2 separate regions of the Homo sapiens genome follow, and region 1 is linked to region 2. The links are chromatin contacts, found by Hi-C or POLR2A ChIA-PET in ENCODE. All regions are on one chromosome and are shown on one strand. The core of a region is the stretch at or near the end of the contact, and the rest is flanking DNA. Distances in the headings are between cores, read along the strand shown.

The links. A loop is a pair of places that touch in the nucleus more often than their neighbours do. ChIA-PET counts read pairs that join two places held with the same protein, here RNA polymerase II (POLR2A). Pooled maps may share reads with other maps.
Region 1: a loop to region 2 is called in a map of B cell, with 20 times the contacts of the local background. The contact joins the promoter of CLOCK here to the promoter of USP46 in region 2. A Hi-C loop is called at or near these places in 1 of 168 maps with a recorded cell type or tissue (B cell), 1 of 37 single-sample maps with no recorded cell type and 7 of 50 pooled maps. POLR2A ChIA-PET finds 5 or more read pairs at or near these places in 1 of 52 experiments (OCI-LY7).

The regions. Positions count from the first base shown.
Region 1 is chr4:55,545,404-55,551,204 of GRCh38, forward strand. It overlaps CLOCK (clock circadian regulator), which reads right to left and starts at 1,506. Exons shown (of 23, transcript NM_004898.4): 1 at 1,379-1,506. LOC124900704 (a long non-coding RNA gene) reads left to right here and starts at 462. Exons shown (of 2, transcript XR_007058122.1): 1 at 462-1,207; 2 at 2,213-2,486. RefSeq lists silencers at 502-1,131, 1,252-1,351, 1,412-1,781.
Region 2 is chr4:52,656,993-52,662,539 of GRCh38, forward strand. USP46 (ubiquitin specific peptidase 46) reads right to left here and starts at 2,309. Exons shown (of 9, transcript NM_022832.4): 1 at 2,123-2,309. The coding sequence starts at 2,158. USP46-DT (USP46 divergent transcript) reads left to right here and starts at 2,414. Exons shown (of 2, transcript NR_125363.1): 1 at 2,414-2,684; 2 at 3,900-4,506. RefSeq lists silencers at 1,763-2,282, 2,293-2,722.

The DNA of each region.
Region 1 (5,801 bases), core at 256-2,755, 2.9 Mb after region 2:
TAATCGCTTAAAGCTACAAATCAGAACGCAATCTTCAAAGTGAAATTACCTTTGATTTGGGGGGATCAGCGTTATAGTCAAATCAACGACTGTAAAAGTTTACTTCTTGTGCTTTTCTTCCACTGTAAAAATTTTTTTATTTTTTAAAGAAGGCTAAAAAGCCTTAAAGTCTAATAGCACGGCATTCTAATAGCAGGAAACCACAATCTGATTTGATCTTTCATCTGCCAGGTCAGAGACTAGGCTTTTATCTTGCAGAATTAGGCTCACCTACCATCAACAAGAGGACCTCTACAAAGCTACAAACACTTTCAAAGAATATAAACTCTGCGGCGCTGCGTGTAGGAAATTACACTCCAGGGGCCAGAGCGCCAGAGCCAACTCCAGAAAACCCAGCTTCACTGGCGGAAAGAAATCTACAAACGCCAGCGGCGGTGACGGGGAACGGGAAGCGCGGGTGGACGGAAGAAGAGAAACCGAGCGCCTCGCCGCCAACCCTCGAACCCGCGCGCGGTCGCTGGAGTCAGACGCTAATAGCCGCGCGCTGCCTAGGAACGGAACCCCGGAACCACCACCACTAACGGAACCAGCCCGCGGCCGGCAACGGCGGCCGTTCGGACTGCGGACTGCGGCACGCGGGCCGGGCGCCGGGAGGGCGGGGGTTCCCCGGAGGAGCTGGCCGCCCCGGCGCCCCATTGGGCGCTGCTCCAAACGTGCCCGAGTGGTGACAGGAATAAAGTGGGTCACAAGGCCTAGCGGGTCCCCAGCGAAAGCTCTCTCGGCACCCGGTCCCCGTCTTTCCCCGCCTCCCAGCTGCTGGAATCGGCCGCAGCTCCGGGCGCCCTCAAGCCGCCCGGCCCCGCCGTGCACCCCACTCCCGCCCCTGCCCCGCAGGTAACCCCAGCTGCCCCAGAGGGCCTCTCAGGCAGGGCGGGCCTCGGCCCGAAGTCCCGGGAAAAGACACACTAGAACGACACGCCAAACTTGGGCTTCAGCTCCCGCCTTCCCCACCCTTGGCCGCCGCCCCCCGGCCCCACACACGCCGCCCCCCGCTCCCTCCCCTTCCCCGCGCCCTCACCGTGTGGCTTGCGGCGGCTCCGGCTTCTTCCCTCCCCCACCCAGGTCTCCCGCTGCGGTGACTCGGAACCACTACCCCGCCTGTGTCCAGGAGGCGCCGCGGCTCCCACCTCCAGCAGCACCTGGGGCTGTGAGTGGCGCCCCCCACCCACCCCCCCAAAAATTCGCCGCTCCTGTGGCCAGCTCCTCCTCCCCCTCCCTTCCCTTCCCCTCCTCCACCAGCCCAGGAGCGCGCATGCGCCGCCAAGGAAGCCAACCGGCACTCGGCAGGCCCTGGGCCCACCGGGCGGGCGCCTCTCACCGGGAGCGCTCGCGGCGGCGGCGGCCAGATTTCCTTCGCGCTCTCGCTCTCCGGGGTTTCCTTTTTTAAACCGGCAGCCGCAAGCCGAGTCCGTGATTGCGCCCCCTCCCGGCGCATGCGTCGTCAGCGACCCCGCGGGCTCAGACGGCCGGCGGAGGCTCTGCGCTCGCCCCTCCCCTCACTCTCCCTTTCCCCAGCGCGGCTCGGTGCGCATGCGACTTGCCCCGTTAGGCAGCACGGAGCCGCGCCAGGGGATCCCGGACGCCCGAAGAGACTCCCGCGCCCCTTGGGCCGAAATCTGGCTCTGCAGGCGCACCGTTCCCTGCCCCGGCCGGGAACGGCGCCGGTTACTAGAAAGCCGGGGAGGCGGGGCCTGGTCGGGTGGAGGGCGCGGCCGGCCGGCAGAGCGCTAGCCTTAGGTCCTGGAGGCTCTTTGGCTTTCCCCCCGTATGCCGGGGGCTAGGAGGAGGAAGAAGAGCTTCCTGCCGGATGAGGGATCCAGAGGCCAGAAAAGGAACCCGCTCTCCCTTCCAAAGCAAAACACTGCCGACGCCAGCTTAGATTTTTCGGGTGTTGGCAGGAGACTTTTTCCCCCAGTGGCATCATTCGTGTTTCCTCTCCTGGTGCTGGGAGAGAAGAGTTGCAAAGGCGCCTGGACCGCCAGTAACATCTTCTCCCATCTCCTGAGGGAGCGCGGCTTGGGTTGCTTCTTCTTGGTGGGTGGGCCTGGGGAGACAGGGCATGCGCCCTCGGCCAGAGGAGGGAAGCGAAAGGAGGTCGGGATTTATTTGCTCATTTGGAGATTTTTCCCTTGCCCTTTTATTAAAAATCAAGTGACAGTGTAATGGAAGATGGAGAATGAAGCATCAGAAATAAACCAGGACCCTAATTTGCATGGATTTCCTCGTTGGAACAACGTGTGACTACTACTTATCTTCGGGAAATTACTTATCTTGATGCGTTAAGGCACATTTGGTCCACATGAGAAAGCACATTTCAGTGCTTCTACTGGAAAAGAGATCTTTACAGTCTTAATTCCTAGTAATTCCTATGTTTTAATGAATATCTTTTGGATTTGAAATAAAAGCCATCTTTTTCTTTCAAAAAATGCACTTTTCTGGCCGTAAAATCCTCCCTTTAAAGTAACAGTCACCTCAGTAAACATTTTCAATTCTTGCTGTATGCTCTGGGCAAAAGAACATCAAACTGAAGCACTTATTCAGATCCTTGATCCTGCACCTAAGGATTTTTCTTTCAGGAGTGGGAAAACATGATTTGTTAATTTACCCCATCATATAGCAGAAGATATTTTGGTCGACATTTTTGCCTGTTCAGCATTCATTCCCTATTCTGATAATTTCTTTTGAAGAACTATCATTTATCCACTCTCAGTCCATATGGTCTGAGCAGGACACAAGGGGAAGGCATATTTGAGTTTAATCCTCGGTTGCAAACTACGGTTCCTAAGAAGGGTGTTACGTCTTTACCAATGGGTTTAAATCTGGGAGAATGGAGACCTGGAGCCATCTTTCCACACGTGAATTCTGAGAAAGAAGGCAACACGGAAAAAAAGCAGATTTGAAGACAGGTTTGGCCTAAAGACATGTTTGAGGCCTGGAAACAAATGTAGATTAGATTCCTCTGGAAATTTCGTTAAACCAGTCAGTAAATTCTTGCATCTGTTTTATTGCTTAAACCAGTGAGAGGTTTTCTTTCACATGTAATCAAGAGTCCCGACTGACAAGAGGTAGGTAGCAAGACGGAGGCAAAGTTATTAATACTGATAAGGTAGGTTGCAGCCAGACAAGAGAGGGCTTGAATGCTTTCCCTAGGATGGATTTTTGAATTTTATTCTAGAGACACTGATCCCTCCTTATATTCCCCATCATCTAGAACATATTATCTTCAAAATACCTTTGCCCTTTTTAATGATTTCATTGTCCTCTCAGTCACCAAGATCAAACCATGTCCATCTTTGACTCCTCCCTCTTTCACTGTATTTAATTATTTACCAAGACCTGTTGATAATCCCCCGTTTTTCTGCTCAGTCCTCTCTCACTGCTTGAACATTTCCCATGGTTCAGTTCACAGCTTCTCCTTTCTCCCACATTCTCTCCAAGAAAAGAAAAAATGTACTGGATATGTCTTTTTTTTGAGACAGATTTTTTGAGACAGAGTCTTGCTCTGTTGCCCAGCTGGAGTACAGTGGCATGATCTCAGCTCACTGAAACCTCTGCCTCCCGGGTTCAAGCAATTCTTGTGCCTCAGCCTTCCAAGTAGCTGTGATTACAGACTCCCACCACCACACCAGCTAATTTTTGTATTTTTAGTAGAGATGGGGTTCCACCATGTTGGCCAGGCTGGTCTTGAACTCCTGGCCTCAAGTGATCCACCCACCTCAGCCACCCAAAGTGCTGGGATTAACAGGCGCGAGCCACTGTACCCAGCCTGTATTGGATATTTCCAATAGCTTTTCCAACTTCCAGATCCCACATTTCCATAAAACAAAAATCCTGCCTCATAATTTCATAGCTCCTAAATTTATATTCCATAGCCTTAAACATAATTTCAGATATTCTGTTCACCCTTTCTTGTGAACCTTGCTATCATTTAAACTGAGTATTTCCAACTCCTCTGTCAACTGATTTCCCCCAGTTGGTAGGCAACGTATCATAGTGGTTAAGAGTACAAAATTAGGATCTTAACTGCCTGGATTTAAATCATAGCTTCACCACTAATATTCTGCATGACTTTAAGCAAGTTATTTCTCTGTTCTTTAATTTCGTCATCTTTAAAATGGGATAATTACAATCCTATCTCATAGCTTAACCGAGACAGTGTGTGTGTCTGTGTGTGTGTAATTTTATCTGGTACATAAGAAATCCCATAGAAATGTTGGCTATTCTTGTCAATGATGTTCCTTTTTGGGTAATTTTCATGTCTCTTTTGCTCTAATTCTTGCCCTAACTCCTATGTCCCATCAGTCACAAAGTCATATCTGTTCTTTCATAGTAACTCATCCATTCATTGACATTCCTAGTTTTACTACCATACTTTAAGGTGAATTGGAGAACAGGAAGCTTTAAGATATGCTTAATAGAGAATATAAGGTTAAGTATTTTTTTAAAGCTTGCATAGTTTATTCAGTTACTCATATTCTTTCTAATCCCTTTAAAATGGAACTACAAAACCCTGCCTCATAGTTGAGGTAGTATTATAGACTTTGTGGTCAAAACTCTTGGCTTAAATTCTGACTCATGCTGAGAGATAGTGAGCAAATCAAGTAATTCCTCTGAGCTTCAGGTACTTATCTGTAAAGTTACAAGACTAGGCATTTCAGAGAACTGTGATGATCAAAGGTAAATTAAACTGCTACATAAAGGCTAGGTGGTGACGATGGTGGTTGTAAATCTTTACAATTTCTTGTTGGAACCCTAAGAATAGTTGAAATGACTCACAGATTTTTAACTCCAGCCTTCACTTCTCCCTTGGGCTCTATACACACGTCTGTTTATCTACCTGATGTCTCTTCTTCTGTATCACAAATATCTTGGATGCTTCTTTCAATCTATTCTCCACAGAGCAGTCAAATTATTTTGAAAATATAAGTGAAGTCACATTATTTTCTTCTAAAACCCCTTTTGTCATTTCCCATTACATACAAATTCCTAATTATGGTCACAATAACCTGTTTGATCTGGCCCCTCCCTACCTCTCCAACCTCATGTCTTACCATTTTTTTCCTTTTCCTGTGACACTCCAACCCAGAAACTGCCTTTCATTTCTTTGCTAATTTATCTCTGCTCTCAGGCTTTCATGCATGCTGTGCCCTTGCCTGGACCCCTCCTACCTTTTCTCATGGCTGGCTCCTTCTCAACCATCACATCTCAAAGATCTAACTACCCTATTTAAGTAGGTCTCCCTCCAACACCCCACCTGCCCCCCCACCACCAATAATATCCAAAGTTATTCTCTTCTGTTGTGTCCAGTTTCCCCCATAATACTTAAGTTTAAATTATGTATATATTAGTTATATGTATATATGATATTTGTTTTCTTATTAACTATTTTCCCTACCACCACAAGATAAACTCCAGAAGGGCGAGAACCATGTGTTTTCTTTGCCACTATACGTGTAGCATCCATTTCAATACCTCAGGTGAGCTGGGTAGAGTGACACGTACATGTAGTTCCAGCTGAGCCGGGAGGATTGCTTGAGCCCAGGAGTTAAGGAACAGCCTGGGCAATGTAGCAAGACCCCATCACTAAAATAAATTAATTAAAATTTAAAAATAAAAACCAGGTTGGGTGTGGTACCTCAAGTCTGTAATCCCAGCACTTTGGGAGGCCAAGGCAGGCAGATCACTTGAGGTCAGGAGTTTGAGACCAGCCTGGCCAACATGGTGAAACCCTGTCTCTACTA
Region 2 (5,547 bases), core at 1,059-3,558:
TGTTCATGCCACTGCACTCCAGCCTGGGTGACAGTGTGAGACCTTGTCAAAAAAAAAAAAAAAAAAAAAAAGAACCAGGACCTGAACCCAGGAAGTCTGACATTAGAACCCAAACTCTGTCACTCTCTAGACATGGCGTCTAAATACAACATCAGACTCCTTACTTAATGAATTACTGGTTCCTCACTTCATCTGGGTGATGGTCCTAAATTTGGTACCTTTTTAGGTCTCCACCTGAGATGTCAACTCTCAGGGCAGTATTGGCCTGCTCCTCTCAGGTCCTCCCCACACCCTGTCTCCCTGACTGAGTTTCACTGAAACACGTTGTGACATTCAGCCCAGGTGTGCCAGAAAGCCCCCGCAGCACTGAGGGTGGGTGGGGGGACGCGTGGGGGGAGGTTGGGGGCTGGCTTCCTCTAGGGGCATGCTAGCTCTCAAGTTTCCAGCCTGCTTCTACACAGAGAGGTGTAACCACACACAAGCAGGACAAGAACACCACCAAGGGCTGGGTCGGAGCCTCACTACCCTGTAGTATCCTTAGGCCTGCGGCCACACCAACAGACATAAAAGAGTATTCAAGCTGCTCCCGATTCACAGTTCCCTCAGGAACTGGTCGTAGGAGAGAAACTGAGAAGGCATCACCTCTTCACAAGCAGCCCCTCCACAGGAATAAGAGGAAATCTGACTCCTCGCAGAGAAAGGAAAAAAAGAGAAAACAGAAAGGCTCTAGGATCCACTCCCCGTATGGAACTCGCCCGGCACCAACCAGTACCTGTGCAGCTATCACTCTGGGAGGCCCCAGCATTTGCTTTGCTGGCCGTGACAGTGGCACGTCCCATTGTGCTGAAAGCTGAAGCCAGCGGGTCTCAATTCCACCCCTGAGCTAACACAAGGCTTCTTAATGCTCCTTTGCCATGTGTTGATCTTGCAACAGAATGTGGGACAGAAGATTTAAAAAGCTATGTGATGGGGGAAGGGCAGCCAGATCACCTTACACCAGGGCTTCTCCATCAAGCTTCCTTGGATTCCCTTTAGGGGCCAGTATTACTAGCTTCAAGGGAGGTTTTCCTCAAACTGGCACTGTAAGAGCACGTGTTGCCTCCGGGGACCCGCTTGGGAGGGGGCTAGAGGGGAGGCGGGGTGCAGTCTAAAGAATGTAGGCAAAACACACATCATCTCACCCTGCAAGGGACAGCAATGCCTTACTCCAATCTGAGCTCCCCAAAGGCTCTGACAAGTGGAGGCGCCAGCAGGGTCCAGCCTGGGGACCCAAGGGCTGGAGGTTCTTCCTACAGAAAAAGGGAAAGCAATGGGGGAAACCCAAATTAAAGTGACCACCGCATCATGGGCTCGGACTGCATCAGAACCCAGTGATGTCCCTGGCTGTATCCATGCCCGCCAGCCTCCCCTAGGTCTACAGCGGATCAGGCAGGATAACCCTGGAGACCTCCTCCAAGCCCACAGCCCGCCCCACCCTTAGGGCCTGCAAATATTACCGCCACAGAGCCTTGTCCCTTTTTCACAGATGGGGAAACTGAGGCATGCGGAGCAAATTACGGTGCTTTTTCAAACCAGGTTGAAGTTCACTTCTCCAGCCACAATTTTGCACTTTTTTTACAGCTTTATTACATTTCCGATTTCTCCAGATACACAATTGCTATTGCAAAGTGAATTTTAAACACCTCGGAAGGACTGAACTCAAAATGAGATGAGGGCAGTCTGGACGTCCAATAAGGCTGTCTTGACCGCAAGAAGAGGATGGGTGCCCCCCACCTCCAGCTTATCCCCCACCCCCTCCCCGGGGACGTTCAGGTTCGGTCGCTTCCCTTCCCTCAAGCCGCTTCCACCGCAACCCGAGGGCGGGGGGCGCAGCAGCGCGGCCCCGGGATCGCCGGGCGGGTTCCGAGGTCCCGGGGCTGAGACGGGCGCCGGGGGCTCGGGGACCCTCCCCGGCCGCTGAGGTGGCTGCGGCCGCGCGCCCAGCTCGGGGGCCGGGAACTTCTGGCGGCGCGGACCCCGCCGCCCCCGCCGCCCCAGCCACCGGGCGTGTGTGCAGCTCGGGCTTCCCTTTCTTTGCCTCGCCGCGAGTCGGGCGCGACCCCGAGGCGGCTCGGCCACTCACCATATTACAGATGGAGGCGATGTTTCGGACAGTCATTAGTCTAAAGGTTGCAGCGATCCCTCACCGCCATCTTTACAAGGGGAAACCGGGACTGCCCATGGTGGCGCGCTGGCGGGGAGGCCGGGCGGCAGCGCGGCGGCCTGGGGTCCGGCTTTCAGTTTGGCTGGGAGAGGGAGGCCGGGAGGAGGAGGCGGCGGCGCGGGGAGGGCGGGGAGGGAGCGCGGAGGGGCGGGGAGTGGCGGAGCGAGGGAGCCTGGGCCGCGGCCGGCGGCGCGGGGAGGAGGGGCGGCCCGGGCGCGCCGCGTGAGTCCGAGCCGGCCGCTCAGAGCGCTCCAGGCTGGGTTCCCGGGCCCCGCCGCGCCGCCTCCTTCCCAGCTCGCCCGCCCAGGCCTGGCCTCCTGCTTTTCCATTTGATTCCCTGCCTCTTTCTATTCGGACTGGAATGCCGGGCCAGGCTCCGGGGCGCGCCGCTGCGGCAGCCGCACCTCGCAGGTCCCCCGGCCGACCCCGACGCGGAAGCGGCGGCCCTCCTCGCCGTCGGGGAGCCAGGGAGCCGGGGACGGTACGGTGCGCGGGGTGGGGAAGCGGGCGGCCCAGGCCGGGGCGAACCCGGGGCCGCCTTCCGTCCTCGCTTTTTCCTCGTCGCCTTCCTCCTGGCGGGCCTCGGCAGCCCCCGGTGTTTATTTTTTGGCGAGGGGTAGGGGTGGCGACGTCCAACTTTTAGTTCCTCCCGAGGGTTCCAACCAGATGGCACCGGCGGGGACCCAAGAAGTAAAATGGGGCGAGGACACCGGAGCGGTCAGAGAGCCCTCGCCAGCTGCGGGCCGGGCGCCCGAGAAAGGGCGCCGGGAAGGGGGAGGAATCCGGGTCTGGGCGGAGGCCAGCAGCGGCGCGCTCGGGCGGCTTGTGACATTAGCGGGTCCAAAGGAGACGTCCCGGTTCCGCGCAAGCACTAGGGACTGTCCAAGGAGTGGAAAGAACGAAAACAAAACTTTTCCATATCTTCAAGGCAGGCATACCCCTCTCGGGTGCACCCAGCCTCTAGTTGTTGAGATGGGCGCTGTATGGGATCATGCACATTTCCCGCATTAAAGGTCGTGGCTGCGGGCTCAGAGCGCGAGTCTGTGCACCACTTAGCAGATAGGTCCACGCGAATTGAAGGGGCCCGTTTCTGAATGTGTGGAACAGTTACACATACAAGGTTGCAATTCGATGCTTTCAAAGGAGAAATTGTACAAGTGAGATGCGTGATAAATTCTTAGATCAGTGTATTTAATGACAAATTGAATCAGAAGAAAAATTAGTTGAAGATAGCTTTTATCTAACCAAGAGTAAAGATTTGAGAGCCGTTGATTGCTAATATCCCTAGAATCTGGGGAGGAAACAGTAAGACAGACTTGTTGACTGAAGGTTTTGGGAGTCATGTCACTGTGTTTTCCAGTGGACATGAGAAATAATATTCCTGCTTAAGTCTTTCAACCTAAATATTATTTCCAAATACATCCTGATGATAATTTCTTCCATTGTAAGTCATGACTGATTTTCTTCTCTCTCTCTCTGTTTTTTAAGAGACAGGTTCTCGCTATGTTGCCCAGCCTGAGGCTGGGCAGCCCCGAGTCATCCCAAACTCCTGGGCTCCAGCAATCATCCCACCTTGGCCTCCCAAAGCGCTGGGACAACAGGCGTGAACCACTGCACCCAATGTTTACATTCCTGATCTCCTTTAATCGCCACCATAACTATCAGCTGGTACATGCTATTATCTCCTTTTTTGCAGATCAGTCACATAAGGCTTAGAGGATCAAGGATCCTGCCCAGATGACTTACCGAAATGTTACAGATTAAGTTGGTGTGGTAACCTGGGCTGAGCACTCTGGGAGAGGAAGAGAAGAGAGAAGACAGGAAACAACTGAACTATGACCAATCCCAGCACGGAGGCCCAGAAAACTTTAAGATTTGAGTATTAATGTCTCAAGGTCAGGAGCAACCTCAAGGCTAAAACTCAGATCTCAGGACTCAATTTCACAGAAGTTCCACTATAAAGGCAATAATCTAAAGCTTTAAATGATATGAAAATTTTGTAATAAGAGTTCAGTATTTCTGCCAACATTGGCGCATGGATTGCAAAGTTCACAGGATTGAAAACACCATCGACATAATGGAAATTGAACAGCATCTGATTACTGAGTGCTATATCAGCAAGTTAAAAGGATCTTTTGCATACCTTTTAATGGTATATATCCTAAAACTGAAGTGTTCAATATAGACATCCAGATTGAAACTCAGGCAGTGAATTACATACACAACAAATCAGTTGAACATGGCAGAGCTTGTCAGACTTATGAAAGATTAAATACATTTTACATTTCCACAAGTGTGGTATTCACAGGTCTAAATTGGAAAATTCTTGGGTTGAAGAAGAATAATCATAATCTTAGCTTCACTCATTGAGGAAACATTATTCAGGGATGATAAGAGGTAAAATCTTAAAAATATTGACAAGCTAATGAGAGAACTTTGAGGTAAGCTGATATGCAGGTATAGTTAGGACTGGGAAAAGCAAGAAAATGGAAGGATGGGTTAGAGGGTGGCACTACACGGCTGATATAGTTTGGATATCTGTCCCCATCCAAATCTCATGTTAAATTGGAATCCCCAATTCTGGAGGCAGAGCTAGAAGGCAGAGCCTGGTGGAAGGTGTTTGCAACATGAGGAAGGATCCCTCATGGCTTGGTGCTGTCTTAACAATAATGAGTGAGTTCTCCCGAGATCTAGTCATTTAAAAGGGTGTGGCACCTCCCCCCCCCCCCGCCCCCGCCAACTCTCTCTTGCTCCTACTCTGCCATATGAATGTTTGTTCCCCCTTTGCCTTCAGCCATGATTAGAAGCTTCATTAGGACTCCTCAGAAGTAGATGTTGGTGCCATACTTCCTGTATAGCCTGTAGTACCATGAACCTCTTCGCTTTATAAATTACCTGGTCTTGGGGATTTCTTTATAGCAATGCAAGAATGACCTAATACAGAAAACTGGTACTGAGAAGTGAGTCATTGCTGTAGAGATACCTGAAAATGTGGAAGCAGCTTTGGAACTTGGTGACAGGCAGAAGTTGGAAGAGTTTGTAGGGCTCAGAAGAAGACAGAAAGATGAGGGAAAGTTTGGAATTTCTTAGGGACTGGTTAAATGGTTGTGACCAAAATGCTGATAGCTAGGACATGAACAGAATGCACCCAAGCACTTTGCTAAGGCAAAACATGCGTGACCTTTGCTCTAGTTCCCAATAATTTCCTTATTTCCATTCGAGACCTCAGAAGCCTGGACTTCAAACCAAAATGCTGATAGTGATGTGAACAGTGAAGTCCAGGCTGCTGAGGCCTCAGATGGAAATTAGGAACTTACTGGGAACTAGAGCAAAGGTCACACAAT